Linked DNA regions of Homo sapiens: region 1 is linked to region 2. Evidence: chromatin loops called from intact Hi-C (ENCODE). Cell type or tissue: GM12878. All regions are shown on one strand. Each heading gives the region's core, and the rest is flanking DNA. Links, peaks and the distances in the headings are about the cores only. Region 1 has its middle 59 kb from the start of XYLT1. Region 2 overlaps LOC105371106 (a long non-coding RNA gene).

Region 1 (2,916 bases), core at 178-2,677, 53 kb before region 2:
GGGACAAAATAATGGCACTCACGACAATCTGGATGGAGTTAGAGACCATTATTTTAAATGAAGTAACTCGCGAATGGAAAACCAAATATTGTATGTTCTTACTCATAAGTGGGAGCTAAGCTATGAGGATGCAAAAGCATAGAAATGATACAGTAGACTTTGGGGACTTGGGGGTACATGGGGAGGGGGGTGAGGGATAAAAGACTACACACTGGTTACAGTTACACTACTCAGGTGCACAAAAATCTCAGAAATCACTACTTAAGAACTTTTCTTTCTCTTTCTCTCTCTCTTTTTTTTTTTTTTGGAGACAGAGTCTTGCTCTGTCACCCAGGCTAGGGTGCACTGGCCCAATTTCAGCTTACTGCAACCTCTGCCTCCTGGGTTTCAAGTGATTCTAGTGCCTCAGCCTCCTGAGTAGCTGCGATTACAGGTGCATGCAACCACGCCTGGATATTTTTTTTTTTTTTTTGTATTTTTAGTAGAGATAGGGTTTCACCATGTTGGCCAGGCTGGTCTTGAACTCTTCCCCTCAAGTGATCTGCCCACCTCAGCCTCCCGAAGTGCTGAGATTACAGGCGTGAGCCACCACACCCAGCCCACCACTAAAGAACTTTTCCATGCAACCAAACACTACACGTTTCCCCAAAACTATTGAAATAAAAGTAAATATTTTAAAAAATAAATAAAAATGAGATTTTTTAAAAAGTGAAACAGAAAGAGTCTTAATACCATCAGAAGAGAAGACATAGAGAAGAGAAGGAAGCCTGACCATGCAGGTAGCAATGAGAGTGATGCAGCCAGAATTCAAGGAATGCCAGCAGCCACCAGCAGATGAAGAAGCAAAGAAGGAATTCTCCCCTAGAGCCTCCAGAGGGAAAGCCACCATTGAGGGAAATGCCAGCTTCCATGGTGAAGGCTGGAGCAAGCAAGCTGATTGGTGGAAATGAGGTCACGTGCTTTTACCCTAGCTGCAAGGGAAGCTGGGAAAACTGGTATCAGCTTCTGCAGAGAAAGGTGGGAACAGAGACCAGGAGGATTCCCTCAGCATAGGTAGGTTCTGGGCAGTCAAAAATGAGGAGAGATGTTCTCTAGAGGTGGCTAGCAGAGCACATCTTCATTCTGCACTCTGACTCCTCCTATTAGTTGGAAATAACAGGGAATCCCCTGCTTCTCCAAGTCTAAGCAGCTCTGCAGCCACCTTGCTGGGTGAGCCAGGTCTCAGGTGTCTTGCTCCTGTGTTTCATGAACTATCGGTTTTGCTTGCCCAATTCCATTACCGTAGCAGCTGGGTTTTAGTTTTGGTTTTGTTTTTTTCTGAGTTAACTATTCTTTCGTTGTCAGGGCTTGCATCCTGTTGAAGGCTGCTCAGCAACGCAGGCTGTGTTACATGATGTGGCCTCACCACTCTCCCCAGTATCTCTCCACTGCTCCCTGGGCTTCAGCCGCACTCATTTCTCCCACTGCTTCTGGAATATTCCAGGTACCCTGCTCATCAGGGCTGTCGCTCACTTGCTCCCTTCTGCCTGGAATACACCTCCCTTCCACCTGCTATGACTTACTGCCTCATTTGATTCAGCTCTTTGCCCAAATGTCACCTCTTCCAAATGACTTTTCCCAGCTGCTTGATCTAAAACAGTAGCCCCTTCTCATCACTCTTCATCTTTTACCTGCTTTACTATAAAAGCATTTATCACTAGCTAGTATGAATTATGCATTTATTCGCTTATTTTTTTATTGGGCACTTTCCCCCCGCTAGAACACAAGTTCCATGAAAAGAGAAATCTTTATATTTTGCTTGCTACTGTATCCCTCGTGTCTAGAATAATTCTTGAAATGCAGGAGTTGTTCCGCATGTACTAGCGGAATGCATAAATTATATTGTCACTAATAGTTTAAATATTTCCCCTTTTTAACTAGGATTTAGTCATTTCTAGAAAATGATTCTTTCCATCATTCTGCCTGTCTTCCAGAGCCTAGCAGAGTGTCAAACTCATAATGGGCCACAGGGAATATTTATGGGAGGGATGAGTGAATGGGTGAGCACATTTAGACTCTCGTTAAAACCAAACACTTGGCAATAAAATGCAAGATTCTCAAGTTGCGATTTCTTCTAATGGTATTTCCCAACTTTAAGCTGGCATCCAATACAATCATTTCTGTCTTTCTAGAGCTGTACTCACACATATAGACAGCTTATATGGTTTTGTACGCATGGAATCTTATGCTAGTAAGGAGTGATAAACATTTGTCTACTTTGTATGTTTATTCATTAGCACAATCTCTTCCCCCTCCACCAGACAAGAACTGATGTTGAACACCATTCTGTGGAACAGATAAACAGGGATGGTTTTGGCTGGGGGCCCCGGTCATTGTCCACATCACCTACCCTTGTGTCATCACAACTCTAAGCTCTGGGTCTCTCTGGCAGCTTTGGAAACACCTGTATTGAGAAGAACAAGGAGTGTGTTTGTCTCTTTCAGATTCCACACAAATACCCCTTATTCCCTTTCTCTTCTTTTGTTGGCAATGAAGATTCTAGGGGTGTGTCCAGGCTCAGACAGCCTCACGGGAGGTTGCAAGCCTGGGTAGGGGAATGTGAGCAGAACAACCAAGACAGCCTAGATGGAGATTTCTGTCCTCATGGTTTAATTCCCTGTATTTCCTTTTGGCTCAATCTTGGGCCATTAAAGGAAGAGGCTTCATTATATATATGTGCGTGTGTGTGTCTGTGTGTGTGTATGTTTATTTTTATATGTATATATATAATTTATATATATAATCTGCTATGTACTATGTACTATATTACACATTGTATATACTGTGCCGTGTACTATTAGGTTGGCACAAAAGTAATTGCAGTTTTGCCACTTTTATGAGAAAAAAATGCAATTACTTTCACACCAACCTAGTATA
Region 2 (2,916 bases), core at 105-2,604:
GACCAGCCTGTTTCCCCTTGTCCTATTTTAGTCACTCTAGCAAGTCAGCTTCCTTTTCTTTTTCTTTCTTTCTTTTTTTTTTTTTTTTTTTTTTTTTGAGACAGGGTCTTTATCTGACACCCAGGCTGGAGTGCAGTGGTGCAATCTAGCTCACTGTAGTCTTGAACTTCTGGGCACAAAGAATCAAGTAGCTAGGACTACAGGTGAGCACTACCAACCCTAATTTTTAAATTATTTTTCTTTGTAGAAAAGAGGTCTGGCTATGTTGCCCAAGCTGGTCTCAAAGTCCTGGACTCAAGCAATCCTCCCGCCTCGCCTCAGCCTCCCAAAGTGCTGGGATTATAGGCGTGAGCCACCATGCTCAGCCTCTTTTTATTTTTTTCATAGCACTTATCACTCTCTGATATTACTTGTTTATATATTTGTTTGTCTTGACCTGTCTGCCTCCTTAGAATGCAAGCTTGATGACAGGAGGGACTTTCTGTGTCTTATCCGTGGATGAATTCCCATGAATCCCTGGCATGAACACTGTCCTAAGTATTGAATCAATTCTCAACAAATATTTGGTGAATATGATTTGTTGAAGTCCTCAATATACGGCTTGGCACCTAGTAAGTGCTCAATAAATGTTCGCTCTTATTGCCGTCATCGTCATCATTGTCATCCTTGTCATTGCCACAGTCATAAATAAGCCTATGGCCCCAGGGGTTAGATTAGGCACCCATAACACATATAATCAACTTTTTTTTTTTTTTTTTTTTTAAGATGGAGTCTTGCTTTGTCGCCCAGGCTGGAGTGCAGTGGCACAATCTTGGCTCATTGTGACCACCACCTTCCAAGTATCTGGGACTACAGGCATGCACCATCATCCCCGGCTAATTTTTGTCATTTTAGTAGAGATGGGGTTTCGTCATGTTGGCCAGGCTGGTCTCAAACTCCTGGCCTCAAGCGATCCACCTGCCTCGGCCTCCCAAACTGCTGAAATTACAAGGCATGAGCCACCACGCCCAGCCCACAATCAACATTTAAAGAAAAAAAATGTCTGCCAGTGTAGTCTGAGACTTGGACTGCGTCCCCTTTTCAAACATCAGAGCCTTGCAAGGGTAGCATAGAGGCTGTGAGTCCTTAGAAGGTCAAAGTGCTGAGACAAAACAAATTCAGATCATCTCTTAAGCAATGTGGTGCTTTCTGATTTTCTTCTCTCTTTCCCATCTCCCACTCCTGCCCCAACACCCTACTCTTGCAAATTGGTGTGATTTTCTTCTGCACACATGGTAGGTGCCCTCTCCACATAGGACCTCGCTTTCCTTTGCTGTCTCCAGATTTTTTTTACAGGAAACTCTGCAGTCAGAGGAATGTTATTTACTACCTAGAGCTCCCTCTGCTGATGCATTGGGTAGATGATTAGCCTGGAAGCCTGCGGATTTCAGCAGAAGCACAGCTGGGCTCCTGGCGGGGTTTGTCACCTGCCTATGCCTGTGGTCTGATCAGAGGCTGTTTCTTTCTCTTGCACTGGGGAAAGAGGTACAGGTGATGCCTGTCTGTCTGTGACCTCGCATGCTGTGGGTGGGGCTCCAGGGACGTTCAAGGTCCTGGCTCCTCTGACCTCCACGTGGAATCCTTGCACTTGCAAATGCTTATTGGAGAGACTCTGGGATTCCTAGTGGGCTGGGAGGGTGTTCAGCGTACCACTCACTGACACTCAGAAACAGGTGACCCACCTGTTCATGATTTCTGTCTCAACGCAGAAGTGAAACGTAGGGGGAATTTTTTAATTTTTCAAGAGCAAAATTTGTAGAGTCTGGGTGAAAACAGGCTCTAATAAACCAAAAAGAAATAAATGCATGATCGAAATTTTAAAAAAGAATGTATTTGGCTAAATTTAACTCTTAGGCTGAAGTTTATTTAAATGCAGAAGGCATATCCAGCCCTAGCTCTCTGGCACCTGGGGCAGGAGCATTGAGGCAAGGGGAGAACATTGCTTTACAGACCACCCTGCCAATGCAACCAGGCTAATATTCCTTCAACACTGCTATTGGCCGGTGCTATCATTTTGTATAAACTGTATGACACTCTGCTATATACACTGCCCCATTTCCCTGCCTCCAACCCCCCAGCCTTAAAACATACGTATTATTTTTCTTCACTACTTACAGTTGAGAGTATCGAGGTTTGGTGACATTAACTAACCTGCTTAACATCACACAACTAACAAGTTGCCGAGATGGTGTTTGAACTTGGGTTCCTTGAACTTCTAAGCATGGGGTTCCAACCTGCCAGCATCCCAGGCTCATTCCTACCTGCCCCATAGATCAGTGTTCATTCCACCCCCAAAATGTATTCAGTGCCCTGCACTGTGCAAAGCACCAGAAAAAGTAGAGATGAATGAGACTTGGTCCTAACCCTTGGGGGTATGTGCAATCTTCTATCAAAGTCGAGGATGAGGTTTTAGTGCTACTTTCTCCAGGCAGCCCTGGATACCTTTGGACACTCATAATTGGCAGTGCCCTACTGTTACTAATAAAAACTAATAACAAAATAAATAAAAATTAATAAATAAAATAAAAATTAATAATAAAAAATTAGTGGGTGTGGTGACGTGCACCTGTAGTCCCAGCTACTTGAGAGGCTGAGGCCAAACAATTGCTTGAGCCTGGGAGTTTGAGGCTGCAGTGAGCCATGATTGTGCCCCTGCACTCCAGTCTGATCAACAGAGTGAGAACCTGTCTCAAATAAATGAAGAAAAATAAATAAGACACATATCATCTAACATTTACGGAGCACTTACTATGTGTCAGTCACTATAGGAAAAAGCCTTTCTTATGGATTATCTCATTGAATCCTTATAAGAAACTTATGAGAATGGCCCTTTTATCAGCCTCATTTTACAGATGAGAAAACTGAGGCCTCGAGGTA

Evidence for each region. Peaks named below come from ENCODE experiments on the same cell type or tissue, not always from the same donor. Only the 100,000 strongest peaks of a DNase experiment are listed, where the experiment ranks them.
Region 1: a loop joins it to region 2, with 2.3 times the contacts of the local background. A loop is called at or near these places in 6 of 110 quality-filtered maps.

What each region holds. Positions count from the first base shown.
Region 1 is chr16:17,528,560-17,531,475 of GRCh38, reverse strand. No RefSeq gene overlaps it. Among named protein-coding and RNA genes, the nearest start is that of XYLT1, 59 kb to the right of the region's middle. RefSeq lists an enhancer at 1,050-1,169. In GM12878, for the core only: no CTCF peak of the experiment used is centred there; a DNase peak (open chromatin) is centred at 1,295; H3K4me3 peaks cover 809 bases; H3K27ac peaks cover 304 bases.
Region 2 is chr16:17,475,404-17,478,319 of GRCh38, reverse strand. All of the region lies in intron 2 of LOC105371106 (a long non-coding RNA gene), which reads left to right. Among named protein-coding and RNA genes, the nearest start is that of XYLT1, 5.9 kb to the right of the region's middle. In GM12878, for the core only: a CTCF peak has its summit at 1,391 (motif pointing left); no DNase peak of the experiment used is centred there.